Linked DNA regions of Homo sapiens: region 2 is linked to region 1. A link is a loop called in an ENCODE intact Hi-C map of the cell type or tissue named here. Cell type or tissue: ascending aorta. All regions are shown on one strand. Each heading gives the region's core, and the rest is flanking DNA. Links, peaks and the distances in the headings are about the cores only.

Region 1 (15,299 bases), core at 5,222-9,221:
ACACTCTGTCTCTGTCTCTCAGGAAATAAGAGGAAAGGAAAGGAAAAGCAGCGTGCTTTGAAAGGAGTCTCCCTCCGGCTCAAAGCCTCAGTCCTGGCTGGGCACGGTGGCTCATGCCTGTAATCCCAGCACTTTGGGAGGCCGAGGCAGGCGTATCACCTGAGATCAGGAGTTTGAGACCAGCCCGGCCAACATGGTGAAACCCCGTTTCTACTAAAAATACACTTTCTTTTATTTACTCATCTGTAGTGAGAATCTTGAAAACTCCATCCCCTTGGAGCACCTCTGCATGGTGACCAGCTGGCTCTGTCCTGCCTCCTGCTGAGGCCCTTTTACCTCCGGAGGAACTGCACAGAGGCCTCCCCTCCAGAAGCAGCATTCCTCACAGGGGGGCCCTGAGAACCAGCAGCACAGAATCAGAATCACCTGAGGGATAGGTGAGACATGCAGATTCCTGGTCCTGAGGCCCTGCATGTTACCAGCCGTCATCCCCACAGGCCTCTGGGGCCTGCTAACAGTGGACAGTCACCACCCTGGGACCGTTCCCTGAGTGTGCTCCATCCCTTCCCTCCATGCTGCGCAAGTTCTGTCGCTGTCTGTATCTTCTCCAAATCAGTGGGTTCTGGCAACTACCAGGAAAAGTTACTGGGGAGGAGAACACTTCAGGGAAGGATGCACAGAAACCAAAACCCTACATTTGTAGATGTTTCCTGTTTCCTCCTGATGTCGGTAATCTTTTCTCATTCACTTTTATAGTCTTCTCACACACACACACTCTGTCTCTGTCTCAGGAAATAAGAGGAAAGGAAAGGAAAGGAAAGCCAGTGTGCTTTGAAAGGAATCTCCCTTGGGCTCAAAACCTCAGTTCTGGCCATAATCCCAGCACTTTGGAAGGCCCAGGCAGGTGTATCACCTGAGGTCAAGAGTTTGAGACCAGCCTGACCAACATGGTGAAATGCCGCCGTCTCTTCCAAAAAGTACAAAAATTAGTCAGGCGTGGTGGTATGCACCTGTAATCCCAGCTACTCGGGAGGCTGAGGCAGGAGAATTACTTGAATTCAGGAGGCGGAGGTTGCAGTGAGCCAAGATCGCACCACTGCACTCCAGCCTGGGTAAAAGAGCAAAACTCCGTCTTTTAAAAACAAACAAACAAAAAAAAAACCTCAGTCCTGATTTGCAATGCTCAGCCCCATTCCAGGGGACTGGGGACTGTTCTTCCCCACTTCTGATGGCCTTCAGCCAGCGGGAGCCACGGGGCTGGACCCACCTTGTCCTGGTTCTCCAGTGAGTACACGTAGAGGGGCAGGAAGAGCCTGTTGAGCAGGTGGTCAGTGAGCACATCGTTGAGGAACTCACAGTTGATGATCAGGATGTCATTGAGATAGTGCAGGTGGTCTAGGTGCTCTGCCACCAGATCACTCAGTTTACCCCGATTCCGATGCCTGCCAGGAGAAATGACCACCTCAGCCTGGAGGCCAACACTAGGAGCCTTTGAGCCTAACATCAATGGCCTGAGACTTAGGTCACTGTGAGTTCATCCACATATTTGAGTTAGTCTCAAGAGACACTTATCCTGGCCCCTACTGGGGAGATATACAAGGGAAAATGGGCAGGTTTACTAAAATCAATTTCAGGGGACTGCTGGGGTCTCCCAGAATGAGGTAAACAAAGCAAAATGCTGCTAAACTCTTCCAGCAAGCCACTGCATAAGCACAGCTACTAGCCACTGTGGCAAGATCCCCTGGCTCCCCAGATAAGCAGCACTAATGGAGCAATAAATCCACTGTAATTAAAATGCTCCAGAGGAGTTCTAAAGAGAAAAGCAGGCCTCCAGAGCCGTGGCCACCCCAGTGGCCCTGACGACATGCAGACATAGAGCAAAGACATGACACCCCTCCCCCAGGCCCCTGCCCTGGAGGTCTCCGTCTCCCAGCAGTTAGCAACAGCATGCTGGGGATGGGGGGCCAGGGGGTAATGTCTCTTGGGTGGAGTCAGTCTCACACTCCAGAAACAGCTGGTGAGGATGCTTTCACCACCCCCAAGGAGTATGCAGCAAATGCTAGCTAGGCATTTTGTTTGTATTGTTGTTATTACCCAACTGATAGATGATCATTTTTGACAACAGCAAATTAAAATATAAAAGCAAATAGAATTCAAAGTCTCAAACCCACCACTAACAAATATCCACTATTAACATTTTGGGACTTATAACCCTAATGTCTGTTTTTTCTACATTTTTACCTCTCCTAGTAGTAGTCACATCTAAAATATAGATGTCACATTTCTATCCGTCTAACTGTATATACTTGAAAAAAAAAAAGTAAAAACAAGATCAATTCTGCTTCTTTTACATAATTCTGGATAATTATTCCTTTTATTTATTTATTATTATTTTTTGAGATAGGGTCTTGTTTTGTTACCTAGGCTGGAGTGCTGTGGCATGAGCACAGCTCATTACAGCCTCAACCTCCCAGGTTCAAGGGATCCTCCCACCTCAGCCTCCAAAGCATCTCAGATTACAGGCACCTGCTACAATGCCCAACTATTTTTAAAAATTTTTCATAGAGGGTGGAGGGGTCTCACCATGTTGCCCACGCTGGTCTCAAACTCCTGGACTCAAGTGATCCTTCTGCCTCGGCCTCCCAAAGTGGTAGGATTACAGGCATGAACCACTATGCCCAGCCAATTATTTCTTATACTTCAACAAGATATTTCAGCTGGGTGCAGTGGCTCATGTCTGTAATCCCAGCACTTTGGGAGGCCAAGGCAGGCAGATTGCTTTAGGTCAGGAGTTCGAGACCAGCCTGGCCAACATGGTGAAACCCGTCTCTACTAAAAATATTAAAAAAAAAATTAGCCAGGGGTGGTGGCATGCACCTGTAGTCCCAGCTATTCAGGAGGCCGAGGCACAAGAATCACTTGAATCTGGGAGATTGGGTTGCAGTGAGCCAAGATTGCACTATTGCACTCCAGCCTGGGTGACAGAGCAAGACTCCATCTCAAAAAAGAAAAGAAAAAAGATATTTGGTAAATATTTACAGCAAATACATGTTGTAAAGCCTAACAGTATAATGAATGTCTATGAACCCACCGTGCGCCTGAGACCTAGAACATTTATGCACAATGTTTTGCACTTTTCTCCCACTTAATAAGATACTTTGGAACATTTTCTCTAATGGTATATTTAAAGTGCCTCACTTTTTAATACTTTGGTTTAAAAAATATCAAAGTAATATATGCAGCTAGGTTTAAAACTCAAATAGCATTGATAAGCTGATAATGAAAAAGAGCAGCTCCTGGCCCAGACTCGCCTCCTCCACTGTTTTTTTCTTTTCTTTGAGACAGTGTCTTGCTCTGTCACCCAGGCTGGAGTGCAGTGGTGCGATCTCAGCTCACTGCAACCTCCACCTCCTAGGTTCAAGCAATTCTCTTGCCTTGACCTCCCTGGTAGCTGGGATTACAGGGGTGCACTACCATGTCTGGCTAATTTTTGTATTTTTAGTAGAGATGGGGCCAGGCTGGTCTTCAACTCCTGGCCTCAAGTGATCTGCCCGCCTCAGCCTCCCAAAGTGCTGGGATTACAGGTGTGAGCCACCGCACCCAGCCCTCCTCTACTTCTCCTCACTGTCCAGAGGCAGTTACTTGTTTCTGCAGATAGTTCCTCCCATATTTCTAGAAAATCTGCATGGACTCCTATTTTGCAATTGAGCCATTTTAGGTATTATCTATTGACCTCCTGTTATGACAGAACTCTTCCATTCTCTCTGCCCCTTCCCCACAAGTAGTTATCAGTAATTGGGGTTGATGTCATAACATTCCCTGTGGAGCCAAATAGAGGACTATGATTTCATTTCCTTGCTTGTATAACTTTGTTCTTTCTATAGTTAAGTGTCTCATTATGTCTCGCATCCATGACTGTTTAAATCCATAAGGCTTCTAGCTTTCCCAATTGCTCCAATGGGTCTGCCCTGGTCCCTTTAGCATCCTGACCCCATCTAGGTGCACCTCTCACTAGGCCTGGGCAAAGCTGTCACCCTGGAGCAGTGGTTCTCAAGTGAGGGTGAATTTGCCTTAAAGGGGACATTTGGCAATGTCTGGGGACATTTTTGGTTGGTACGACTGGGGAGGGGTGCTACTGGCATCTAGCAGGTAGAGAGGCTGGCGATGTTGCTAAAAATCCTACAACGCACAGGACAGCCCCCCCAACAATGGTGCCCAGTTCAAGAGGTCAATAGAGCCAAGGGAAAGAAATCCTGCTCTGGAACTTCTAATCATCCCTTTGAGGACAAAACCACCATCCTAATCTGTTTTTTAAAAGAGATTTATTGAAGTATAATTCACATTCCATAACATTCAATTATTTAAAGTACACAATGTAATGGTTTTTGGTAGAGTCACATAGTTGCCTGACCATGATCACAGTCAATTTTAGAACACTGTTATCCCCCCTGCAAAAAAAAGCACCTTATGGCTGGGTACAGTGGCTCACACCTGTAATCCTAGCACTTCTGGGAGGCCCAGGTGGGTGGATCATGAGGTCAGGAGTTCAAGACTAGCCTAGCCAACACGGTGAAACCCTGTCTCTACTAAAAATACAAAAATTAGCCAGGCGTGGTGGTGCATGCCTGTAATCCCAGCTACTCCAGAGGCTGAGGCAGAAGAATCACTTGAATCCAGGAGGCAGAGGTGCAGTGAGCCAAGATTGCACCACTGCACTCCAGCCTGGGAGACAGAGCAAGACTCTGTCTCAAAAAAAAAAAAAAAAAAAAAAAAAAAAAAGCAAGCAGCCCCTTACTTGGCCGGATGTATGGCTCATACCTGTAATCCTAGCACTTTGGGAGGCCGAGACAGGAGGATTGCTTGAGCCCAGGAATGCAAGATTGGCCTGGGCAACATGACGAAACCCCATCTCTACTAAAAATCAAAAAAATTAGCTGGGCATGGTGGCACAGGCCTGGTGGTCTTAGCTACCTGGGAGGCTGAGGCAGGAGGAATGCTTAAACCTAGGAGGTCAAGGCTGCAGTGAGCCATGATCACCCCACTGCTCTCCAGCCTGGGTGACAGAGCAATACTCTGTCTCAAAAAAGAAAAAAAAGCCCTATACTCATTAGCAGTTGCTTCCTATGTCCCCACACAACATCCTAGCCCTAGGAAACCACGAATCTACTTTCTGCCCCTATAGATTCACCTATTCTGGGCATTTCACTAGGCATAATGCTTTTGAGGTTCATCTACGCCACACCAAGTGTCAGCACTTCATTCCTTTTTATCGCCAAACACTATTCCATCGTACAGACAGACTACATTTTGTTAATGCATTCATCAGCTGACAGAGCCCCTTGACCTTCTCACCAGCTGCGTAGCAGCCCCATCTATGGCTGTACTGAATTGATTTACCCCGCCTGCTCTGGGAGGCGTCTGAGTTGTTTCCAGCATTTCATTATTACAAATAGGTGAGCAGGACCTTTTACAGTACGGAAGTCCATGCTCTGCCTACACAGAGGTAGGGAAGTGCGGTTCTTGTGTTTATTTTTCCTTGATGAAAACAGAATTCTCCCCTAACCACCCTGTCTATCTACTGAGTGGCCCTGGGGGTGTCACTTACTCCTCATCAGTCTGCACGCAGTCATCGAGTTCGATCACATGGCTCCCAATGAACCAGACCAAATTGGAGAAGTAAGGAACAGCAGTTTTATCTCGGATGTAGTGCAGCATGGCCTGGTTATCCACTGAGAAAATTCACAGAAGAAAAAAAAAGTCAAGCTACCAAAAATAACTTGGGGAAGATTAAAAAAAAAACAAAAACAAAGCAAAACCCAAAAACCACAATGAAAAAGCCCTCTGCTATAATCTGAAATTGTCTGTCTTTCCTGGAAATACTTAAAAATGTTTATCTTATTCATAAAACTATAGTCATCAAGGCAGTTCTTATGATATTTTATACTTAAAAATAAATTAGTTGGGCTAAACATTAATGGTGCATGGGAGAGCCTACTTATCAGTAGCAGACTGAGCTAGACTACACTGAGAATTACACCATTCTCAAGCAAGGTATTTACATATAAGGGTAGATTAAGAAAGCAGAAAACCAGAGGTTAATAACTTACATGACACTGGAATAAGGAACACAGGAATCGTCATTGAAGGAAAAGCAAAAAACAGACAACAGTTAACAGGGTTAGGACCTGGGAAGGTGAGAGAGCTGCTCAGAGGGAGAGAGACTAGGGTGGGAGGCATCTGCACAGAGAGATAAGGTTAGAAGGAGACAGGAGAAAACAGAGCAGGAGGCAGCAGAACCAACTGTGGCTTGGACCAGGGTCACAATCTTACAAGCCTGCCACGTTGGCTAGTTGCCAGAGGTCCAGCGTGTGACCTGGGAGCACGGGCCTTGACCCCAAAGGGGCAGCTGCTTCTGTGCCAGCTGACCCCCCCAACTGCAGGACTGTGGGCCTTGACTAGCCAAATCTACATCTTCAAGGTGCAAATCCAGATTATCATGGAAGATCTCCCAATTTTTAAATACTGGCAACTACACATTTTTTCAAAAACTAAGCCAGTTAAAACATGTCTGATGGCTGGATATGGCCCACAGGTCCTCAGTTTGCGACCCCTGGGTGGGTCCAGTTGGGCTCTTAGAAAGGTTCTTAAATTTAATGTAAGCCCAGTGCTAGGCTGGAGTGAGTCCCTGAGAAGCCCCCACCCTCATTAGGGAGTAATAACATTTTGGCTCATGAAAGTCAAAGCCCTTTCATCCCTGAGAAAATAGTCCCATCTCCACTGTGGTGACTCCGGGGAAAATAACCCAGGAATTAGGCAGAGAACTTCCAAGCATCGCCTTGGAAGGGCAATTCCAGTTCAGGAAACTTGTGGCCAGGCAGCCTTTGTGTCAGTGCAGCGGAGAGTGGGGGAATGGCTTTTTCCCTGGGGCAATGTTTTGGGCATTAAGAACATCTTGAGGGAAAGGAGGAATTGTTAGTGCTGGGCTTTGCAGCCTGTTGGGAATACAACATTGCCCCCTGCTGTTCACAATGTGACATGCTTTTATATATTACTTAAAAGTCAAATTACCCCTTAGCTGTATTAAAGTATATTTCACAAGCCAAGACACAAAAATTTAAATGACACATTAAAAAGACAACTTTGCTTTCTCAAATTCTAAAACATAGCCACTCTGAATCCCACACGTGCCTCTCAGGACATCCTACTTCTATGTAGCAGCATGAGCAAGACTTCGACATGCCTGGAGAAGGCAAGGATTTCCATGAGCGGCCAGCTAAATGCTAGGGGATTCCAAGTTTTTCATGAGAGAAGCTGCCACGGCTCATCATCAATGTGCTCCCTCGTGACAATCGGAGAACTGTACGCACACACACGGGAGTGAGTGCTTGCTGCCAAGTCAGAAATCAGCCGAGACACAAGCCCATGAGGACACTTACCTTTATAGACATTCAAAGTTATGGTTCTTACAGCAATTCTAACCATGCTTTCAGGGTGGTTGAAAAACTTGATGGCTTCTGTGTACAGGGCAAAGTCATTGGTGTGCTAAAACAAAAGAAATAACGAAAACAAATTATAAGCCCATAAGCCAGGCCTGGCCCCACCCCAACTCTCTGAATTCCATCAGAGACTTCAGAAAAAGACAAAAAAAAAAAAAAAAATGTTGCCAATGTGAACCGTAAGTCAGTGGTTCATTCCCAATGGGGCATGTAGAAAGGGACAGGAAGGCAAAGCCATGGAAGAAACAGAAGAGTCCAAGTCCGTGTGGTGGTGCACACCCATAGTACCAGCTACTTGGGAGAGGCTGAGGTGGGAGGTTGGCTTGAGCCCAGGAGTTGGAGGCTGCAGTGAGATGTGATCGTGCCACTGCACGCCAGGCTGGGCAACAGAGCAAGACCCTGTCTCAAAACAAGAAAAAAGAAAAAAGAGCAGTAGTAGTGGTAGTAGTAGTAATCACTGATTGATTGGCTGGGAGTGGTGGCTCATGCCCAGAATCCCAGCACTTTGGGAGGCCAAGGAGGGGGGATTGCTTGAGGTCAGGAGTTTTGAGACCAGCCTGGGCAATGTGACGAGACCTCATCTCTACTTTGAAAATTATAATTAAAAAGAAAATGAGTCCAGATAATGTCAGACCTGGGTTCATTACCCATTCTACCACTTCTAACCTGTGCAATGCAGTATTTCTAAACCTCTGTTTCTACATCTATAACATGGGGATAATAACATCTACTTTATGGTTTCCAGATTAAATGAGATCATTTCTGGTCTTGTGCTTATCCCAGCACCTGACACCTAAGAAGTACTCAGTGGGATGCAGGGAAACATGAGGGGAAGGCTGGTGAGAACCTTCTGAGAAAGTTTTCTTTGGAAGTTAAAAAGGGACACAAGAAGGGAAGTGATCTCATCAGGCATTTTGGCAGTGGCAGCCAACCTGTGACCATGAGGGGTTGAACCTGAGGATGGATGCCAGCTGTATAGTCAGCAGAGCAGCAAGATGGGAAAGCCTGGGTCCTCGCTGATACTGTTGAACCACAGGATGAACCAGCCCCAGCACGACCAGTGCCTGGACCTTTTGGTGTGGGTGATACATTGACCCTATTGTTCAAACCCCTTTTAGGTGTGAGGACAGGAGCAATTTATTTATTTAAGTTGTTCATTTTAATAATTCTCCCAAAGAATGTCAGGGACATTATCTTATCAACAATAGCAACGTCTATGCTTTTAGGGAGCTATGTACATACTGGCACTTTGAAGACATCATCTCATTTAATTTAACCCCTAATAACCCTACAAGATGTATATTCTTATCCCCATTTCTCAGATGAGGAAACTGAGGTTCAGAAAGGGACTGGGACTTCCTTAAGGTGACACAGCAGGGAAGTGACAAAACCAGCCCTGACTGGAGTTCCTGTTTTTCCCACAGGGCAACACTTCCCCAAGACAACATCTGGGCATGTCTCCTCTCTACCAAGTATAAAGCTCTCAGAACAAACTGAATTTTACATTAACAATGGAAAGGCTGGCCAGGTGCTGTGGCTCATGCCTGTAATCCTAACACTTTGGGAGGCCAAGGTAGGAGGATCGCTTGTGCCCCGGAAGTTCAAGGCCAACCTGGGAAACATAGTAAGACCCTGTCTCTACAAAGAATTACATTTTTTTAATAGAAAGGTAACTTATTTAATTAAAAAAATTTTTTAAACATGCCAAAGTCAAAAGTGTTGCCATGAAAATCATAACAAGCATATAAGAGCTTTGTAAACAGACACAAGACCATCCAGATATAAGGCGCTGCCGTAAAAAAAAAAAAAAAAAGCCACGTGTGGCTTTACACCCACACGTGCCCCTCTGGCAATTACTTACCTCATTATAAAAGAAATGGACAGTGTGGTTGTTGAGTTTTAACGAAAGTGTTTTCAGGAACGATATATAATAGGCCATAATCTCCTCATCAGAAAAGTCAAATTTATGAACGATGATAGAATTTACGTAGTTATTTGAGAGCAAATAATCTAGAGGGAGAAAAAAACAAAACAGGTTAACTCATGCTGGAGGAAAGATAAGCCAGGTAACAAGCAGATGACCACGTTAATGTACTTGAATCAGGTAAGCCTCTGGGTTGCTGGGATTAAACACACTAACTGGGAAGAGCTTAACTTTTAACCAGCAAAGAGATCATCTTCAATGTACAGTCACCAGGAAGTTCAAAGGCATCACCAGAGAACAGCCCTTCCCCGCCCTCCCACACCAAATAAAAAAAAGACACTCCAACATTTTCTTTTCATTGATGGCAAAGTGCAACAAAGAGCTGGGAGTAGGGGGAGATTAGCTGGTGTGTGGGCATTTTCACAAACCACCCATGAATGAGGGTAAAAAGCTGCCCCCTTCTGCCATCACAAATCACATCATCAACTCTGAAGGCCACAGTAGGGTTTTTTTCCTCCTTATATAGCAACATGATTGCATAAAGGTCCCTTCCTGCTGAATCCCTACTACATGCCGGCCACTAGGCTGAGTGCTTTACATGACCATTAACCATCACATGATCCTGCTCATTCTTCCCATTTTGCAGATGAGCAAAAACATCTCGGAGATGTTAACTTACCCGTGCACAGAGACAGTCACAGAGAAGGGATTCAAACTTAGGTCTGATGTCAGAGTTTGTCATGCATTATGGGGGCCCAACAATGAAAACTGGGTGATGAGGGCCCAAGGGCACTGGGGTCAACTGAAGAGCAACCCCATTCCCCAGCTCCCAGCGCCTGGCCCTGCAGAAATGCAGGCCAGTATGGTGAGGGCTTTCAACAGTGAAGAGAGGCAAAACCAGATTCCAACACTGCATCTCCTGATCCTGACATGTTTGCCACTGAAATCAACTAGCTTTTAAAGCTGTGCTGGCCGGCAAAAACATGTCTACTAGCCAGCTGCAGCCTATGGCCTGCAGTTTGATATCTCAGTGTTGGGCCCTTGCCAGGCATATTTCCCTCTGTGTTCTTACCAGCCACCCTGCAAGGCAGGCACTGCTGTCCCATCGCCTGTCCTTTGGAATGTTGTGTGAGTGCTGCACCAGCTCACCTGCCCGGCCCCCAGGACAGCTAAAGGCAGAACACGATTCACACCTGCTGGGGGCATGGTTTGGAGCCTCGCTACTCAGAGTCTTGTCCTCAGATGGGGAGCACAGCAACCCCGGAGCTTGTCAGACCTGTAGGATCTTGGGCCCCGGCCCTGCGCCACGGAGTCAGAATCTCCAGGGGTGGGCCCAGCACTCTGCATGTGAGAAGTGTGCAGGGCTCCCCATGCGTGCTAGTGTTTGGGAAGCTCTGGGTTTAATCGTGGACTTGGACTGGCCTGCTTGTGTCCACATCTCGCCCCTGCCACTTCCTAGCTGTGCTGTGACCTTGGGCAAACTGCTGACCCTCCCCACGCCCCAGTTTCATGAAGCCAAAACTTCCTCATGAAGTAGTGGTAAGAGTTAATGGAGAAAATGCACAGAAAGCACTCAGGACAGTAGTAGTAGTCACTGATTCACTGGCTGTGTGAATGGACAGCATGGGCCGCAATGCAAGCACTCGATAATGTTAACTGCCATTCTTCTTATTATTATTACTATTATTCGGAGATTCAAAATCTCAGCTTTAGCCAGGTGTGATGGTGTGCACCTGTGGTCCCAGCTTGAGGCCAGGAGTTCAAGGCTGCAGTGAGCCATGATCGTATCACTGGAGACTAGCCTAGGCGACAGGGTGAGACCTGTCTCTAAAAACAAAACAAACAAAGAAAATCTCTACCATATTCCAGGACTGAAAACAGTTGCTCTTGGGTGAAGAGGAAATAAACCATTAAGTTATTTGGAGCCGTCGAGGTACCTAACTGAGGTCGATCAAAGTCAAACTCAACAGTCTGTTGGGAATCATCAAAAACACCACAAAGAGGAATCTGGGAGCCCGGGATCGTGATGGAAGCCACAGTGTGGGCCTGTGGCGTGGTCCTCCTTGGAAGTCAGTTCTCCGGGAAAGCCACTGCATTCAGAAAAGCCACTGTGCACTCTGAGCAGGCATGGCAGACAGGCTGTGCGGTTTGTAGTCTTAGAAGAGCAGTTTTCAAAATCGCCTGCTCATAACACTACTGAGGCAGTGCTTGGGGATCCCTCCAAGCAAGGAGTCAATGGGTCTAAGGCAGAATCTTAGGAATCTTAATGTTTTTAAAGATGGGGTTATGTATATCACAAATCCTAAGTGGACAGCTTGACATATGTGGAAATATACACACACATATATGTATGATATGGTTTGGCTATGTCCCCAACTAAGTCTCATCTTGAATTGTAGTTCCCATAATCCCCACGTGTTGTGGGAGGGATCAGGTGGAGATAATTGAATCATGGGGGTGGTTTCCCCCATCCTGTTCTCGTGATAGTGAGTTCTCACGAGATGTGATGGTTTTGTAAGGGGCTTCCCCCTTTGCTGAGCACTCATTCTTCTCCTTGCTGTTGCCATGTGAAGAAGGATGTGTTTGCTTCACCTTCTGCCATGATTGTAAGTTTCCTGAGGCCTCCCCAGCAGTGCTGAGCTGTAAGTCAATGAAACCTCTTTCCCTTATAAAGTACCCAGCCTCGGGTATATCTACGTATAAAACACATAGATACATAACCCTAAGTGCCCAGCATGATGAATTTTTACATATACACACGGTGTAAGCACCATCCAGATCCCAAATCTGACATTCCCAGCTCTCCAGAAGACTTCCTCATGCCCCTGCCCAGTCAGTACCCGCTACCCCAATGCAACCCTTATTCTGCTTCTAGCACATCAGACTCGTTTTGCCTGTCCATGAACCTTATCTAATGGAAGCAGACAGTACGCACACTTCCTATGTCTGGCCTCTTTCGCTTATTACCACATCTGAGGGCTTTCCAGGTTGCTGTGTATGCAATGGTAGTAGTTCATTCCTTCTTTCCTTTTCCTTTTTCTTTTCTTTTTTGCTATATAGTAGTACATTCTCTGAATAGTCCACAGTTTATTTATCCACCTGGAGTCTAACATGGGTATCGTGTCACCCAGGTGATTCTGATACCCAGAGCACTTCTTTTTCTTTCTGTGTCATTCTGGCTCTTGCTGGGGGAGAAGTAGGGAGGGGTAATGGGCTGGCAGGATAAGGAGCTGTTGGGGTGTCTTACTGAGCCCTGCTGTGACTGGCTAGTGGCTTCCAGACCACCAGCAGCACAGACACCATACTGGGAGCTTCAGATGTGCAACTGTGAGTCTCTCAGCTGTACCCTGGAGCTGGAACAGCGACAGGCTCCCTCCACTCCCCAGCAGGGACTTTTCCAGGGCCTCCAAGAGATGACTCTGTGGGTGGTGGGGGGCCACCATAGGACAGTTGGAGGTGCCTCTATTATCAGGCTGGGATTTTTCTACTACCCCCTCACTGTGTGGCTGACTTTCTGTGGTATCCTTTTCTAATAAACCCGGGAGCCTGTACGTAATCTCAGTCTCTCGGGACTCTGTCACTTAGGTCACTAACCCCAACAGGCAACAGGTGCATTTGTGAAATGGTAGCTTGTAATAGTGAAAAGCTGGAAACCACCTAAATGCCCGTGGTCAGGTTAAATAGATTATAGCACAACAAGCTGCCACTCCTAAACCAAACCAGGCAGGGTTACAGAACGGGACAATGAGATCTAGGATACACTGGGAAGGTGGGAAAAAGAAAAGCAAACAGCAGAATGGCTGGTGCACAATGGATCGTTAGGGTTGAATTCTGCAGAAACTTGACTTTACATTTTTCTAACATTTGGCTTTTCGTTATTTAACAATGAGGACATTTTTTCTTCTGTGATTAGAAAACAAAAATAAAAGCAAAGGTCTTCTATCCTCCTCACCCCTTACAAATCCAAGTTCTGTAAACGTGCAATGATTTCTACCCTTTTTGCAGGGCTTATAAAAGCACTGTGGTGAAGGGGCTATAAAGCCAGGGGCATCTGCCTGGGTTTCCCACAGCAGGGCACCCTTTTCGGTGCCAGGACAAGAAAAGCCACGCATACTGCATGATCTCAATTACAGGGAGAATCTAAGACAGTCAAATTCATAGAAGCAGAGAGTCAAAGGGTGGTTACCAGGGACTGGGGAGGAGGGAAATGGGGAGACGCTGATCAAAGGGTACGACGCACGATGAGTAAGTTCCGGAGCTCTCATGTACAGCACAGTGACTACAGGTCATCCTACTGTGTTACAGACTTGAAATCTGCTAACAGATCTACTGCATATTTTCATCACCCAAGGTGCACACACAACCCCCACCCACACACACGCACAAAAGTGAGGTGATGGATATGTTAATTCACTTGATTGCCGTGATTATTTCACAATGTACACATTTTTTTGTGTATATGTATATATTAAATCAAGTTGTACACATTAAATATATACAATTTTTAAAAGCCACATAATTCAGAGAAACACTCTAAAAGCCGTAAGTTTTGATCGCCCCACCCCCATCTCAATCCAGTCACCCCGTGCCTAGCTGGACTTTGAGAGGCTTCCCAGGGCAGGGACACTGAGGGTGATGTTGCCTTAAAGGATAAAACCGACACCATGGCCATGTCCTATCTGCCAGACCCTGTGCCTCGCTCTGAACACCTGCTCTCACGCTCACGCCCAGCCACTCTATGCTGCAGCCACTGTGCTCTCCTCTTGACAGATGCACAAACAGCAGCTCGGAGCCTTCACTGTCCAGGCACGTGCAGGGAGCCAGTGTGGGGCAGAACTGGGCCTGGGACCTGGTTCAGTCTGAGTCAAGGGCCTGTGCCACTGAGCTGGATCTTCCCCTCAGAGCTTTTAGAAACCGCAGTCATTTCACATCCAGTGAAACAGGCGCTGGTAACAAGGGAAACCATTTAGGGAGACAGGAGTCGGCCCACATTTGTCAACTTGCGGTCACCGGGAAGCATAAGGCGTCTCTGAGGCAGCAGCACCACCTAGCGGCGGCTGCGAGAGCCATCACTCAGCAGCCCTTTCACCTCTCCCTCTTGGCCAGAGGAATGCCACCATCTCTACCTCTTTCTGCCCACTGCAGACTTTTTTCAGACCTGTCCTGGGGACTTAGAGCCTGCCTCTGATATAGACATTTGGCCACTTGTCCCCCACTTCTGGCGGGCAGGGCCCGGGCTTGGTGAAGTCACCTTGGAATAACAAAGCTAGCAGTCTAGCGTGGAGGATTAGGAACCAAACCAGGGTTTCTCAGCCTCGGCACTGGGGACAATTTGGGCTGGGTAATTCCCTGTTGTGGGGGGCCTGTCCTTAGCAGCACCCCTACCCTCTACCCACTAGATGTCAGCAGCACCCCCAAGAATGTTTTTAGATGATGCCAAATGTCCCCTCACTGAAGACCACTGAGCTAATCGCCTGGGATGAAACCCCTTCTCTATTCTGGCTTTGCTAGAGCTGGCGCCTGGGTGTTAAAATGAAAGCACTGATGGCACCTGCCTCTCAGGGGTGGTTATTACGGATGACGAAACTGAGGCTTAGTGAGGGCAGGTAAGAAGTTCGGAGTCACACACTCACTAGCTGGGTGGAGGGACTGAAGCAGGAGGGTTGGTACCAATGCACACACCCTTGCCTGCCCTCTGGCAGAGATCTTCCTTGTCTTACTTCTTCCAGTGCTTATTCCATTGGCTGATGATTCAGCGACCCCAACTCTTTAATAGCAAGTCATAAAGAAGAACTGCAAACACCCCCAGCATCATCAGCAGAGGGGAACCCTCTGATAGTACCCACCACACAGAAACAAACACAGGCTTAGGGACTGAA
Region 2 (15,299 bases), core at 4,468-8,467, 330 kb before region 1:
TCCAGGCACAGCAGCCCCAGGACACTTTGCTGAGATCTGGAAGCTAGGAAGGCATCAGCCATGCCCTAATGCAGAAAAGCATTCCAGGCAGAGGGAACGGCAACGTGATTTCAATTCCGGCAACTGAAACATAACGCATGTGGAGGGGTGGGGGAGATGGAGTCAGAAAGGTGGGTCGGGGCAGGGTGAGAAATCTCAAGACTATTGGAAATGGTTTTGTGGAGTGGGGGCGGGTGGGGGCTCCTTTTCCAGCACAAGGACCCAGCAATGTAAACAGGACAGACTTGACCCAGTTCTTTTGGAGCTGGGAATGTTAGCACTAGGGAACATATCTGAGTCACAGGGCACCAGTGTGTGTTAGCGGCAGTGAGTCCATACGAGTCTGCAGCAACCTCAATTCTTGCCTCCTCCGAAGAAAGAATTCGACGCAGGGGGCATAAGGCAAAGAGAGGCAAGCTCTAGAGCAGGAGTGAACATTTGTTAAAAAGTTTTAGGGCAGGAATGAAAGGAAGTCAAGTTCACTTGGAAGAGTGCCAGGCGGGCGACTTGAACGAGTCAACTGCCCACTTTGCCATTTGACTTGAGGTCTTATATGCTGGCACGCTTCCAGGGTTGCACTACTTCTCCCGATCCTTCCCTTGGGGTGGGCCGTCCCCTTAGCCGTGGCCTGCCTGTCCTTGGGAGGGGAGCATGCGCAGTGTGTTTACTGAAGTTGTGCGCATGCTCACTTGAGGCGTTTTTCCCTTACCAGTCCAGCGTTCCTAGAAGCAGGTCACAGACCAGACTCTGCCATTCTGCCTCTTAGTATGCATGCTTGAGCCAACTCTGAGATCTTATCGCAAAGCTGCTGATCATATTTCTGGTGTTTTTTAATCTATTGGGAGCCTGCCTTTCCTCAGTGCTGGCTACAACCAATTATTATTTTGGAGAGACAGTTAAATCACCTGACCATCACCTGATGGTGGCCTGACAGTCCTGGTTGGGGGGCACCCTCTCCTGCCCTGCTTATGTCTGACTGCCTACTGTAACAAGGGCAGACAGAGGGCAAACTTATTTTACAAAATGCGTCTCAACAGGTGAAAGGCGGAGGGTGGAGGCATCTTGGGCCAAGAGAGGCAGGAGGAAAGGCCCCAGGCTGGAAAAATCAGGGGCCCCCTTTGCAGATAAAGTGTCCACAAGTGGGGCTTGTACAGACCTGAAGCAGCTGCAGGAACACTGGCCATCTGCCAAACAGAAAACGAGACTAAAGGTGTTTCAACAAAGTCAAGAGAGATGGAGGAGACCTGCTAGTGTTTGGGAAAACATTGAAACTGGGCAAAACCAGCGCATCCAAACATTTTCTCTGAGATTGAAAACTTTATAGATATAAGAAAAGTATGTATGTGTGTGTGTATATATATATATAATATACACATACATATATACATACATATGTACTTGTCATATGCCAGGTGCTGGGCCATATGCCAATATATTACTATTTAATTTTTGTTTTATTTTTTGTAGAGATGGGGTCTTGCTATGTTGCCCAGGCAGGTCTCGAACTTCTGGCCTCAAATGATCCTCCTGCCTCAGCCTCCCAAGTAGCTGGGATTACAGGCTTGTGCCACCACCTCTGGCTAATTTTTAAACTTTTTTGTACAGGTGGGGTCTCACTATGTTGCCCAGGCTGGTCTCAAATTCCTGGGCCCAAGTGATCCTCCTGCCTTGGCCTCCTAAAGCACTGGGATTACAGGTGTGAGCCACCATACCCAGCCTAAGATATTACTTTTATTCACATCCTTATTGTTGCTTTTGACAGCTTCCTGGGATTCCTTTTGGCACTCATCTGTGTCCCATGTGTACTGGCCCCAAAAAGATAAGTTCACATCTTAACCCCTTTCAAAGCCTTATGAAGGTGACTTTGTTTGGAAATAGGATCTTTGCAAACATGATTAAGTGAAGGATCTAGAGATGAGATCATTCTGGATTAGGGTGGGCCCTGAATCCAACAACAAGTGTACTTAGAAGGGTAGAAGACAATGGAAAGGAGGCCTTGTGAAGAGGGAGGCATAGACTGGAGTGACTAATGCATCTCCACACCCAGGAGCATTGGGGGTCGCCAGCAGCTCCCAGAAGCTAGGGAGAGGCATGGAACAGATTCTCCCCTAGAGCCTCTGGGAGGAACCAGCCCTGCCTGCCAACACCTTGACTTTGAACTTCTGGCCTCCAGAACCATGAGAGAATACATTTCTATTGTTTTAAGCCACCCAGTCTGTGGGAATTTGTTACCACAACGTTGGGAAATGAATATAATGTATATAATTAATAAGTTCACATCCACCACTGAGGGTCTTGCTGATATTTTATATGACATTGTGGGGAAGAAGATCAGACACTTCAGGGGATCTCTGGCTGATCTTGATTCTATCACTTACTGCATAACTCTGGGCACGTTCTGTGGCTTCCCTGGGCTTCTGTCTACTGGGGAGAGCAGTGGTTTACGTGAAATATGTGAAATACTCCACCACTGCTAGCAGCTGTGATTTCCATGGTCATGGCTACAGTCTCACAGTCAGTCAAATGGCTTTGGCAAGCAGGGTCCTCTGCACCCTACTTTAAATGGGAAAGTAGGAAAGGAAAAGGGCAGGAGGAGTAGGTTTCAGAACAGTGAGGTCTAGATGGGGAATGTTGTTCCTTGGGAAGTTCCAAGTTTCTAACACAACAAGGGTGGCTTTGTTTTTTTTTTTTTTTTTTTGCTTATTTTTTGTTATTTATTTATTTATTTATTTATTTTGAGATGGAATCTCACTCTGTCACCCAGGCTGGAGTGCAGTGGCCTGATCTTGGCTCACTGCAACTTCTGCCTCCTGGGTTCAAGCAATTCTCCTTCCTCAGCCTCCCGAGTAGCTGGGACTACAGGCGCACCCTACCATGCCTGGCTAATTTTTTGTATTTTTTTAGTAGAGACAGGGTTTCACCATATTGACCAGGCTGGTCTCGAACTCTTGACCTCGTGATCCGCCTGCCTTGGCCTCCCAAAGTGCTGGGATTACAGGCGTAAGCCACCGTGCCTGGCCAATTTTTTGTTATTTTTTAAACACACCTGCACATGACCTTAGCTTGTTTTTTTGTTTGTTTTTAAAATTAGAGATGGGGTCTCACTATGTTGCCTAGGCTGGTCTTGAACTCCTGGGCTCAAGTGATCCTTCCATCTCAGCCTCTCAAAGTGCTGGGATTAAAGGCATAAGCCACTGCGCCCGGGCAAGGGTGACCTTCTAAGAAGAGGTAATGGGGGGGATTTACAATCTGAAAAAGCCCACCCAGGGTGGACCCCTTGTGGGCTCAGCAGGCACAGCTCCTGGGGCTATGACACTTCAGGTGCCCACGGAAATGTTTTCATTTAAAGTTCTTTTAAAAGAAAGGAGGAGAACACATGGGATCATGATGACAATGTAATAACAAATCCATCCTGCATTACGTTTGTCGTTATACCAATGTGGTCGTAAGTACAATTTCATTTTCTCTTTTTTATGGAAGAAGGTGTCCATGGAAACCACCATGCATCTCTGGACAGGCCACCAGGAGAGAGACAGATGCTGAGGACCAAGAACGCTTGGCCAGCCTGAGCAAGGCGTTTCAAAATCCAGGCCAGCAAGGGAACAGAGAGGCCCAATTTGGAAAGCAGTCCTGGCCCAGCCTGCACTCTCTGCCCTACTTGTCATCGAGTCACCATCATCCCGTGAGGGGCACTGCCCCTGAAGCAGCAAACTCAGTTGCTTGCTGTGACAGGCACTGCTAAGGTATTTAATCCTCCCAACAGCCCTATTAGGCAATGGCCGTGAGAGTTGTCATTGGACAGATGGGGAAACTGAGGCCAAGAGCACCCCTGCACAGTGCCTGGTATACCATAGGTGCTCAGCAGATATCCTCTGAGTGTGACCTGGGTGGACAGAGGGAAGTTAAGTCCTATGCTGGGACTTAAACCAAGCACTGGGCTCCAGACCCCCTGCTAGAACCACCACCCTCCGGCCTCTCAGCACATGTGCCAGGCCCTACCCTGGTGATGTTTCTAATCCTTACATAGAATCTACAAGGCTGATCTTACCAGCTCTGTGTCCAAATGAGGAAACTGAGGCTCAGAGACACAAACACACCTGACCAGGTTCCACCTGACTCCACAGGCAGCTTCCTTTCCCTCCCTCTGCAGACTCATTTGATGCAAAACTGGGTCTTGTGTTTGGAGGTTTCAGGGAGGGGCCCAGGATTTGTGGCTGGGGGGCCTGGGGAAGGTCGAGCCAGCAGTGCATGTTCAGGCAGCCTTACTGTTTACCTGGGGCCTCCTCGTCAGAGCAGAACACCCAGCGGTGGCAGAAAACAAGAAATGACTGCCTGCTGGCCTGGGGTGGGTGGGGGAATGGCGGGGGAAGCAGCTATCCAGGCTCACCCTGGCCCAGCCTTCCTAGGCTGTGGGTCTTAGAGAAATCAGGTTTCAGGGCACAAGAGAAGAGTCTGGGGGTGAATCCATGGCTTACTTTCACCAGGTTCCCCTGGGGGAAATGAAGGGAACCTCAGACCTGAGTGCCCCTCATTGGCCCTGACCTTGGATAAGTCTGGTCATCTCCCTCAGCTTCAGTTGGTCCACCTGTAAAGTGGGGCCTTCAGGGATAGGAGTGCCAAATCAGATACTTCCAGACTGTGGACTCTCACGCCAGAATCAAAGCCATGCTGGCCTCAGTCTCCTCATCTTTATTATTTTGTGTTATTATTATTATTTTTTGAGACGGAGTCATGCTGTGGCCCAGGCTGGAGTGCAGTGGCATGATCTCAGCTCACTGCAACTTCTGCCTCCTGGGTTCAAGCGATTCTCCCGCCTCAGCCTCCTGAGTAGCTGGAATTACAGGTGTGCGCCACCACGCCTGGCTAATCTTTGTATTTTTAGTAGAGACAAGGTTTCACCATGTTGGCCAGTCTGGTCTTGAACTCCTGACCTCAGGTGATCCACCCACCTCGGCCTCCCAAAGTGCTGGGATTACAGGAGTGAGCCACCACACCCTGCCAGTTTTCTCGTCTTTAAACGGGATAATGATACTTGTCTCAAGGGCTTGTCCTAGAGAGCAGACACGTGGGCAGTGTCCGGCACCATTGCCCTCATCATTAGACAAGTGCATCCATTTCTTAAACGTGCAGACCCCTGAGGCTGGGCCTGGGAACATGCATGTTCACAGGTGTCCCTGGAGGTTCTCACCACAGGGTCTGGGGACGTGACAGCTACAAAGAGTTCTCAAAGTACTTTTTGCTCTCATTTCTTCTTCTTTTTTTTTTTTAACCACAAAGCTACCATCCACACATGCTGAAGCACGACACCCAGGACAAAGGGAGGTGTGTTGAAGCGCTAATCCCCTCCCTTTCTTTAATCCGAACTTCGGGGGAAAATAATGGTGAAACAATTGGTGTGTATTTTACATTTTGCCCTCTTCTCAGATGAACACATTCAGAAATAGTTTGGGCTTCCTCTTCTAGTTCTATTTATTTTTAAATTTAATTATTTGTTTATCTTTCACTCTTTTTGTTTGTTTGTTTGTTTTTTAAAGACAGGGTCTTTCTGTCACCCAGGCTGGAGTGCAATGGTGCAATCATAGCTCACTGCAGCCTTGAACTCCTGGGCTCCAGTGATCCTTCCACCTCAAGCTCCTGAGTATCTGGGACTACAGGCACACGCCACCATGCCTAGCTAATTTTTTAAAAATTTTTTTGTAGAGATGGGGTCTTGCTGTGTTGCCCAGACTGGTCTCAAACTCCTGAGCTTAAGTGATCCTCCCACCTCAGCCTCACAAAGAGCTGGGATTATAGCTGTGAGCCGCTGTGCCTGGCCTATTTTATTTTTTGTAACCCAGGCTAGAGTGCACTTGTGTGATCAAAGCTTACTGCAGCCTCAAACTCATGGGCTCAAGCAATCTTCCCACCTCAGCTTCCCTAGTAGCTAGGGAGTACGCTCAGCTATGTTTTGTATTTTGTGTAGAGATTGGGTTTCATCATGCTGCCCAGGCTGGGCTTGAACTGGGCTCAAGTGATCCTCCCGCCTCAGCCTCATGAGTAGCTGGGATTATAGGCGCACAACACCTTGCCTGGCTTTTATTTTTTATTCTAATTTTATTAAAACAGGACTCATAACTATTCATGTTTTCTACATCCTTTTTGAGAGCCTCCTACATCGATACACTGAGCACAAACACCTGCTGCAAATGCCTCGACTGCTACACTGGAAAGATGGGGCTTTTCACCCCTTTTCCAGATGGGGAAACCAAGGCCCCAGCCTGAAGTGAGTTTGTGTCTGGAGGTTTCAGGGAGGGGCCCAGGATTTGTGGCTGGGGGGCCTGGGCAAGCGAGTCCAGGCCGTGGGGCTGCAGCTGAGAAGTAGAGCATGGTGACTGGGTAAGTGGCTGTTTGTTGCCAGGGCTGTGCCCACGGCGTGGCAGTCTTGGGCTCTGCAGACATTCCCCGGGGAGGGCACATGCAAGAAGCTGGCTGTGCCTCTGCCATGAGCCTCACGTGCCCCTCTCCCCTGCCCAGGCGGCAGGCAGTGGCTTTGGGCCCCTCCTCCCCGTCAGAGCGGCTAGCTGCACAGCCAGACCGCAGACCAGGCGGGGGAAAGTGCAAATGAACCCCAGCTGGCAGCTGAGTTTCTCTTTCCCGTCAAGCAAGTGCCTTATCGTACCGATGCAAGGCGAAGAAGGAGGTGGTGGTGTCGGGGGAGTCTGCAGGGAAGGGGGGAGCCACTGGTGCTGTTTTTATTTTCTTAAGGAATAATGTTTACACGTGAAAGTGCATAAACTATGTTGACTTTAAGTGTCCAGCTTGATCATTTTTTATACCTATATAGTCACCACTCAAATCAGGATCAAGGGCACCCTCAGCCTCCAGAAGGTTCCCTGGAGCCCCTTCCCAGTACACAAGCGACCCCCGGCCCCACTAGCAGAGGTAACCACTGCTGTGCCATCTATAAATAGCAGTGAGATTTGCCTGTTCTTAAACTGTACATAAACCAATCAGTCACTTGGGATGCGTCCCTTCTTGTCTGGTTTGTTTCACACAACACAACACGTGCGAGAGCGGTGCATGACGTGGTGTGTGCAATGGTTTGCAATGTTTTATTGGGGAGCAGTGTCCCATTGTATGGAGGTACCTCAATTTGTTTATCCATTCTCACTGTTGATGGATATTTGGGACGTTTCCCAGTTTGGGATTATTAGGAGCAGAGCTCCTATGAATATCTGTGCACAGATCTTGATGGGCACATGCTTTCTTTGCTCTTGGGTAAATACCTGAGAGTGGGACTGCTGGGTCTCAGCGTAGGTGAATGTTTAACTTTATAAGAAACTGCCCATGGTTTTCCTGCCTGGCTGCCAGAGCTGCTTTAGGAGCTCAGAGGTGTGACTGGTACAACTGCTTGGGGGACCCCAATCCACATCAGAGCAAACCTACAAAACACATCTATGGGCCACATTAAACATAGACTTTAGGTGTACAGCTACTTTTCAGAGAGGCTTTTCTAATTTTACTTTTTGAAGTTATTTGGCCCTGGACCGCTCTGCTGTGTGGGCCTGCTGGAATTTCCTGGCAATGGTATTTGGGTAGTCTGACAACAGACAGCGGAACCCTCAAAGTGTTTTTCATTTCCAGTGAGATTTTTATGAATAACGTAGTCCTTCCCCTTCCTCTGAGGCTTTGTGAACTCCTATTCACACCTCAAAACCCCACTCCAAGACCCACGCCTCCCCAAGTGACAGTTCATTTTCTATATTTATTTGTGTAATTATTTGTTTACTGTAGGCCTCCCCTTTGATGAGGAGCCCCCTGGGAGTGTCAGGCTCTCTGCTGTCCCCCCAGCACCAGCACAAGGCTTGGTGAATACTTGGGACATTTAAGATTTGCCAAATAAATGAAAGACCCAGGTTCTGAGTGCAGCCCCTCAGAGCCTCTCACCCCCACCCTGGACTCCTCCACAGAGGGGAAGCCTGAGACTCTTTGTAGGGACTCTCCTAGGTCATAGAGATGCTGAACTCCAGTAGATCTCTCTAATTACAGGGCCCACAGGGCCAGCAGTATAGATAGGTCACCCACTCCACCCAGCTGGGTGTGGGGAGGAGCCGCCCTGTCTGGAGGTGAGAGGGGCCCAGAGGTCCCACAGGTCCTTGCAGGGCCCAAGCAAGTCTGGGTCAAGACGCTGATCCTGTCTCATGATCCTTCCCCCGACTCCTCACCTGAACACCTCTGGACGTGTGGGGTCTTTTCCAGGTTTGCTTATTATTACTATTAATTTAAAAAGGAATAGGGCTGGTCATGGTGGTCCACGCCTATAATCCCAGCACTTTGGGAGGCTGAGGTGGAAGGATTGCTTGAGCCCAGGAGTTTGAGACCAGCCTGGGAAACATGGTGAGAACCCGTTTCTATTTTTTGTTTTTTAATTTTTAAGAGGAAAAAACAGAAAAAGTAGTAGCGTAAATGCAACGTGGGATTCTAGATTGAACCTTGTGTCTTTACCAGCCCTCTAGGTGATTCTGGTGCATGCTAAAATTTGAGAACTGCTAGTCCACTGAATATATTCCAGAGAAATTCTAGCCACAGCAGCACTGTTTATAATGGCAGAAAATTGGAAACAGCCCAAGTGTCCATCAAGAGGGAATGAAGGCCAGGCATGGTGGCTCACATCTCTAATCCCAGCACTTCGAGAAGCTGATGTGGGTGGATCACTTGAGGTCAGGAGTTCGAGACCAGCCTGGCCAACATGGCCAAACTCCATCTCTACTAAAAACACAAAAATTAGCTGGGCGTGGTGGTGCATGTCTGTAGTCCCAGCAATTTAGGAGGCTGAGGCATGAGAACCACTTGAGCCTGGGAGGCGGAGGTTTCAGTGAGCCGAGATTGTGCCACTGCACTCCAGCCTGGGCAACAGAGTGAGACTCTGTCTCAAAAAAACCCCCACAAAAAACAAGAGGCAATTAAGACAGTTACAAGGTAGGCACATAAGGATTACTATGTAACATAATATGTAACTTACCACTATGTAACAAGGCAAATAGAAGCGCAAGGCCCCTCTCTTCATCCAGGCATCTACGATGAATCTCACTCAGGTACCCCTCAGCGACAAAGCAAGTTATTATGTGAGACATAGAGTGTGAAGCCAGACCAAGATTTCAACACCCCAAAACTGTTCTCACTGTTCGGGGACACAAAGCTTTCAACACCTCAAAACGGTATTCTGATCATTTGGGGACACATACTTACACATATAAAGATGGACTTCGAATCGATAAACACCAGTGTCCAGGGAGAGGAGGGATGGGAATGACAGAAGGAAGGGGTAAATGAGGGCTTCCAATCTGCCGAGATTGTTTTCTAATTTAAGCCAGGGATTGGAGATGAGATACTTTGAATGCCTGAGAAGCTTCATTAAAATAATTTTTAATGGACACATGCTCTTTAAAAAATGATTCAGGCTGGGTGCAGTGACTCACACTTGTCATCCTAGCACTTTGGGAGGCTGAGGTGGGTGGATCGTTGGAGCCCAGCAGTTCGAGACCAGCCTGGGCAACATGATGAAACCCTATCTCTACAAAAAATAAACAAAATTAGCTGGGTGTGGTGTTGCACACCTGTAGTCCCAGCGGGAGGACTGCTTGAACTCGGAGGCAGACGTTGCAGCTGAGATGGCGCCACTGCACTCCAGCCTGGGCAGCAGAGCGAGACCCTGTCTCAAAAAAAAAAAAAAAAAAAATTTAAATAAACGAATTAAACCCAAATGAATGTTTCCTTTTAATGCTTTTAAAAGCAAAAAGCCACAATATATACATTGTCAGCCCCATGCCAGGGTACAGTGAGGCTGGCTCTAGCTTTGTGGTTATACCAGCAGCACTGCGATCATCTGTTTCGTATGTAGCCTCTGCTCATCTATGTGAGATCCTTTTCTTTTTCTTTTCTTTTTTTTTTTGAGACAGAGTCTTGCTCTATCACCCAGGCTGGAGTGCAGTGGCACAATTTCAGCTCACTGCAACCTCCACCTCCTGGGTTCAAGTGATTCTCCCGCCTCAGCCTCCTGAGTTGCTGGAACTGCAGGCGCCCACCACCACGCCCAGCTCATTTTTGTATTTTTAGTAGAGACAGGGTTTCACCATATTGGCCAGGTTGGTCTTGAACGCCTGACCTTGTGATCCACCTGCCTCGGCCTCCCAAAGCTATGTGAGTTTTTTTTGGGCTGTGCTGACCACAATAGAGCCTCGAGTCACATGTGGCCACTGACTTAAAACGTGGCTTGTTTGAACTGAGGTGCACTGTAAGGATGAAATGCACCCTGGATTTCGAAGACTAGGTATGAAGAGAAGTATGTAAAGTAGCCCAACCATTCTATATTGACCACTTGAAGTGATGATATTTTGGATATACTGAGTTAAATAAAACATTAAAACACCATTTAAATGACATAGAGCTCACATTTGTTTCTTGCATTATATTTCTTTCTTTCTCTACTCTTTCTCTTTCTTTCTTGAGATATAGTCTCACTCTGTTGCCCAGGCTGGAGTGCAGTGGTGCAATTATAACTCATTGCATCCTTGAACTCCTGGGCTGAAGTGATCCTCTCACCTCAGCCTCCCAAGTAGCTGGGACTGCAGGAGCATCACACCACACCTGGCTTTTTTTGGTCGGGGGAGGAGGGTAGAGACGGGATCTCACTATTTTGCCCAGGCTGGTCTCAAATTCCTAGCCTCAAGCAATCCTCCTGCCCTGGCCTTTCACAGCACTGGGATTACAGGCATGAGCCACCTTACCTGCCTGGCTTGCATTATCTTTCTATTTACTGACCCTGATCAACAGGATAGATTTATGCAAGCAGAATCAAGCAGAACTGCTCGGAGCAATACTACCCATGGAGATGTTGCTGAGATATGTGGTTAAGTGAACAAAAGTTGCAGAAGTGTGGTGTGATCCATTTATTCATCAAACAACTCCCTCCTCAGTCTCGTCTATTTTTCTTTTTTTTTTCACATCAGACGGGTAACATGCCAACCTTGTAACAAGGTTTGAGGGAGGTGCATCTTACACACCCTCGTGAACACCAGACCATCGTGCTTGGGAGCCACAAAACCACCTCATCTGTCATTCTCTGTTGTTGCACATTCCCACCAGCAAACAATCCTGCTCTGCTGTCCCGCTGGAAACCAAACCCCAACTAAACCAAATATTCTCCCGGCCCAGTTACGCTGCCAGCCACATTCCCGTTTTTCTGTTCTCTTTGGCAGTGAAAGTCCTTGAAAGAGTGGCCAGTGTTCCTTCTAAACCCCACCCCCAGGCTTGGCACGGTGGCTCACGCCTGTAATCCCAGCACTTTGGGAGGCCAAAGAAGGTGGATCACTGAGGTCAGGAGTTGGAGACCAGCCTGGCCAACATGGTGAAACCCTGTCTCTACTAAAAATATAAAAATTAGCCAGGCGTGGTGGCAGGCACCTGTAGTTGCAGCTACTCTGGAGGCTGAGGCAGGTGAATCACTTGAACCCGGGAGGCGGAGGTTGCAGTCAGCCAAGATTGCACCACTGCACTCCAGCCTGGGCGAAGAGCGAGACTCCATCTCAAAAAAAAAAAAAATAATAATAATAATTAAAATCAAATAAATAAATCCCACTCCCACCAGGTTTGCCTGGCCCCCACTGCTACACACAAACTGTTCTTCTGAAGGTCGCCAGTAACTGCCACATTGCCATGTCCATGGGTGACCTCTGAGTCGACCTCTGATGTGATTGACACAGCTGCTGCTTACCCCCTCCCCAGTGCCCTTTGTCCACCGGGCTTCCTGGACCCAGGTCTCTTGGTTCCTCCTACCTTCCTAGCTGCTCCTCCTCAGCTCCTGATTTTTTTTTTTTTTTTTTTTGGATACAGGGTCTTGCTCTGTCACCCAGGATGGAGTGCAGTGGCACGACCTCAGCTCACTGCAGCCTCAATCTCCTGGGCTCAAGTGATTCCCTGACTCAGCCTCCTGAGTAGCTGGGACTACAGTGTGCACCACCACACCTGGCTAATTTCTGTATTTTCTGTAGAGATGGGGTCTTGCCATGTTGGCCAGGCTGGTCTCAAACTCTTGAGTTCTTGAATTTTTTTTTTTCTTTTTTTGAGATGGAGTTTCACTCTGTCATCCAGGCTGGAGTTCTGTGCGTGATTTCAGCTCACTGCAACTTCTGCCTCCTGGGTTCAAGCGAGTCTCATGCCTCAGCCTCCTGAGTAGCTGGGACTACAGGTATGCACCACCATGCCTGGCTAATTTCTGTATTTTTAATAGAGACGCGGTTTCACCATGTTGGCCAGGCTGGTCTTGAACTCCTGACCTCAAGTGATCCGCCCAAATGAGCTTCCCAAAGTGCTGGGATTACAGGCATGAGCCACTGCACCCAGCCAGCTCCTGACTTCTTAATGCTTGGTCCTGGGCACTCTCTTCCTCTCCATCATCCCCTTCGTGCTTGAGGTAGGCAAAATAATGGCCCCAAAGATGCTCATGTGTGAATCCCTGGAACCTGTCAATAAGCTGCCTTATGTAGCAAAAGGGACTATCCAGATATGATTAAATGAAGGACCTTGAGATGGGGAGATTGTCCTGAATTACCCGGGTAGGTCCAGTGTAATCACAAGAAACCTCATAAGGGAAAGACAGAGGCAGGAGAGCCAGAGTCAGAGAGAGATTCGAAGAGGCTATACTGCTGGCTTTGAAGACAAGGGAAGGGGCCATGAGCCAAGGAGGAGGCCTCTAGAAACATGAGGAAAAACAAAAGGCGGAGAACAGATTCTCCCCCAGAGGCTCTGGAAAGGAATGTCATCCTGCTGGTACTTTGATTTTAGCGCCTTAAGACCATTTTGAAATTCTGACATGCAGAACTGTGAGATAATAGGACAGGCATAGCAGCTCATACCAGTAATCCTAGCACTTGGAGAGGCCGAGGCGGGAGGATCGCTTGAGGCTAGGAATTTGAGACCAGCCTAGGCAACACAGGGAGACCTCTCTCTACAAAAAGTAAGAAAAAAAGTAGCTGGACACGGAGCCAGGCTTCCATTCCAGCTACTCAAGCAGGCTGAGGTAGGATCACTTGAGCCTAGGAAGTAAAGGGTGCAATGAGCCGTGATCATGCCACTGCATTCCAGCCTGGGTGACAGAGTTGGGGGCGAAAAACCATAATGAACTCGTGCTGTTTTAAGTTACAAAGTTTATGGTACTTTGTTACAGCAGCAGCAAAAACTAAATCAGTGATCCTGGCCAGTCTCCTGATTGTAAACACTGACAATGCCCAAATATATCACTTCCAGGCTAAATGTCACACTCAGATACTCAGCTGCCTACTTACTGGACACCTCTACTGAGATGTCTGAATTCTGGACCCTCCTCCCAAGCCTTCTCCATACATTAGAGTTGGTGGCAATGCTATCCTTTGAGATGCTTGAGCCCAAAGTCTCGAAACCAGCCTTAACTCTTCTGTCCCTATCGCTCCCCTCATCCAGGCTGCTGGTGAGTCCTGCTGGCCCCATCTTTAACACACAACCAGATTCCGACCACTCCTCACCATCCTCCTCTACCACCCTGGTGTGAGCCTCCACAGCCTTGGGCCTGTGTGACAGCAACAGCCTCCCTGCCTCCACATCTGCCCCTACATTCTTCTCAGCACAGGAGCACAGGGGTCCTTAAGACAAAGAGTGTCACTCTTACGATCCCCATTTCATTTGGTGTAAAAGTCGAATCCTCAGGGAGGCTGACAAGGCCACCTATAATGTGGTGCCCCCCTCCCACCTCTGTGACTTCATCTCCTACCAACCCCCACCTCTCTCTGCTCCAGCCATGCTGGCCTTGCTGTTCCCTGGGCACAGCAGAAGGGCTGTGCATCCCCACCCCAGGGTTCCCCTTGTTCCCCCCTTGTCCCCACCCCATCATGTTCCCCTTGCCTGGAGCACTCTTCCCTGATGTCCTCATGACTAACTCCCTCACTGCCTTCAAAATCTGCTTAAATGTCACCTTCTCAACAAGGCCTGCCCTGAGCACCCTGAATTGCCACTTGTCCCAGTTACCTCCATCAGGCCCAAGGGTTCTCACTGTGCCCTACTTTTTCTGTGTTCCTTTCAATATAAAGTATCGTTTATCCATCTATCATTCTTATTGTTTTGCTCATCTCCTGCACTAGAACATAACTCCACGAGGGCGGGGATCTTTGTTTTGTTCATGGTGTTGAAAACAGTGCCCAGCATAGAGGGCATTCAATAAATAAATGAATGACTGGAAAGGTATCAGGGGTGAGGTGGGGTTTTTTGTTGTTGTTTTTTGTTTTGGTTGGGGGGACAGGGTCTAGCTCTGTCACCCAGGCTGGAGTGCAGTGGCATGATCATGGCTCACTGCAGCCTCAACTTCTCATATTAAGCAATCCTCTTGCCTCAGTCCCGAGTAGCTGGGACTACAAGCCTGCGCCACCACGCCCACCTAATTTTTGTATTTTTTGTAGAGATAGGGTTTCACCATGTTGCCCAGGCTGGTCTCGAACTCCTGGGCTCAAGTGATCCTCCTGCTTGAGCCTCTCAAAGTGCTGGGACTACAGGTGTGAGGCACCATACCCAGCCTTTAGAAAGGTTAACAATTCTAAAGCCACCATACGTGCAGAGTGAAAGGGAACAACTAAGTAAATGGATGGAGGATGGTAGGAGCCAGGCTTCCCACTGTTACAGATGAGCAAGGAGAGGTATTTAGAATGATCCATGTGATGACCATGGATTAGAGTTGGAGATGTTAGCATGAACAGGTTTAGCTAAAACAGTACCATAGATGGTTACCTATAGAAATATAGATTTGTGTACATACAGGTTAGTACACACACAGATTTCCTTGCTCTGTCCGCTAAGACGGCCAAGAAGCAACAGCACCCTACAGCCCTGAGCACATCTTGCACCCTGATCTTGGTTTCTAATACCATTCACCAATGAAAGGAACCAGGGCTCCTTGCAGAAACAGCTGATTCTAGGTCTAAGACAGGAAACAGACAAGATGAGCCTGGAGCATCTTGTGGTGCCAGAAAGTTAAGGAAGTGCTCAAAATCTCACAATGATGGAGTGTGTCACAGGGACATGGGAGATAACTGAAAGGCATCCAGTAGCCAATGCTGGAACAATTTGAGCAACAAAATACAGTAGAATTGGATTACACCCAAAGTATACAGGATCCATGGATCCATACTGATATAAATGAATGAATAAATAAATGGAGAAGAGACAAATCTCCAGGGTAGAAAATTCCAATAAGTGAT

The links. A loop is a pair of places that touch in the nucleus more often than their neighbours do. Peaks named below come from ENCODE experiments on the same cell type or tissue, not always from the same donor. Only the 100,000 strongest peaks of a DNase experiment are listed, where the experiment ranks them.
Region 2: it touches region 1 in a loop (7-fold over the local background); 11 of 110 quality-filtered maps call a loop at or near these places.

What each region holds. Positions count from the first base shown.
Region 1 is chr16:10,963,368-10,978,666 of GRCh38, reverse strand. CLEC16A (C-type lectin domain containing 16A) reads right to left here. Exons shown (of 24, transcript NM_015226.3): 4 at 9,358-9,506; 5 at 7,437-7,542; 6 at 6,108-6,113; 7 at 5,606-5,729; 8 at 1,268-1,442. Among named protein-coding and RNA genes, the nearest start is that of CLEC16A, 26 kb to the right of the region's middle. RefSeq lists silencers at 6,340-6,517, 6,841-7,135 and an enhancer at 13,071-13,150. In ascending aorta, for the core only: a CTCF peak has its summit at 7,010 (motif pointing left); DNase peaks (open chromatin) are centred at 6,896 and 8,436; H3K27ac peaks cover 3,679 bases.
Region 2 is chr16:11,289,036-11,304,334 of GRCh38, reverse strand. All of the region lies in intron 1 of LOC105371082 (a long non-coding RNA gene), which reads right to left. It overlaps LOC124903805 (small nucleolar RNA U13), which reads right to left and starts at 11,125; the gene lies at 11,022-11,125. RefSeq lists enhancers at 5,355-5,404, 5,858-6,541, 6,673-6,852. In ascending aorta, for the core only: a CTCF peak has its summit at 6,454; a DNase peak (open chromatin) is centred at 6,514; H3K4me3 peaks cover 847 bases; H3K27ac peaks cover 393 bases.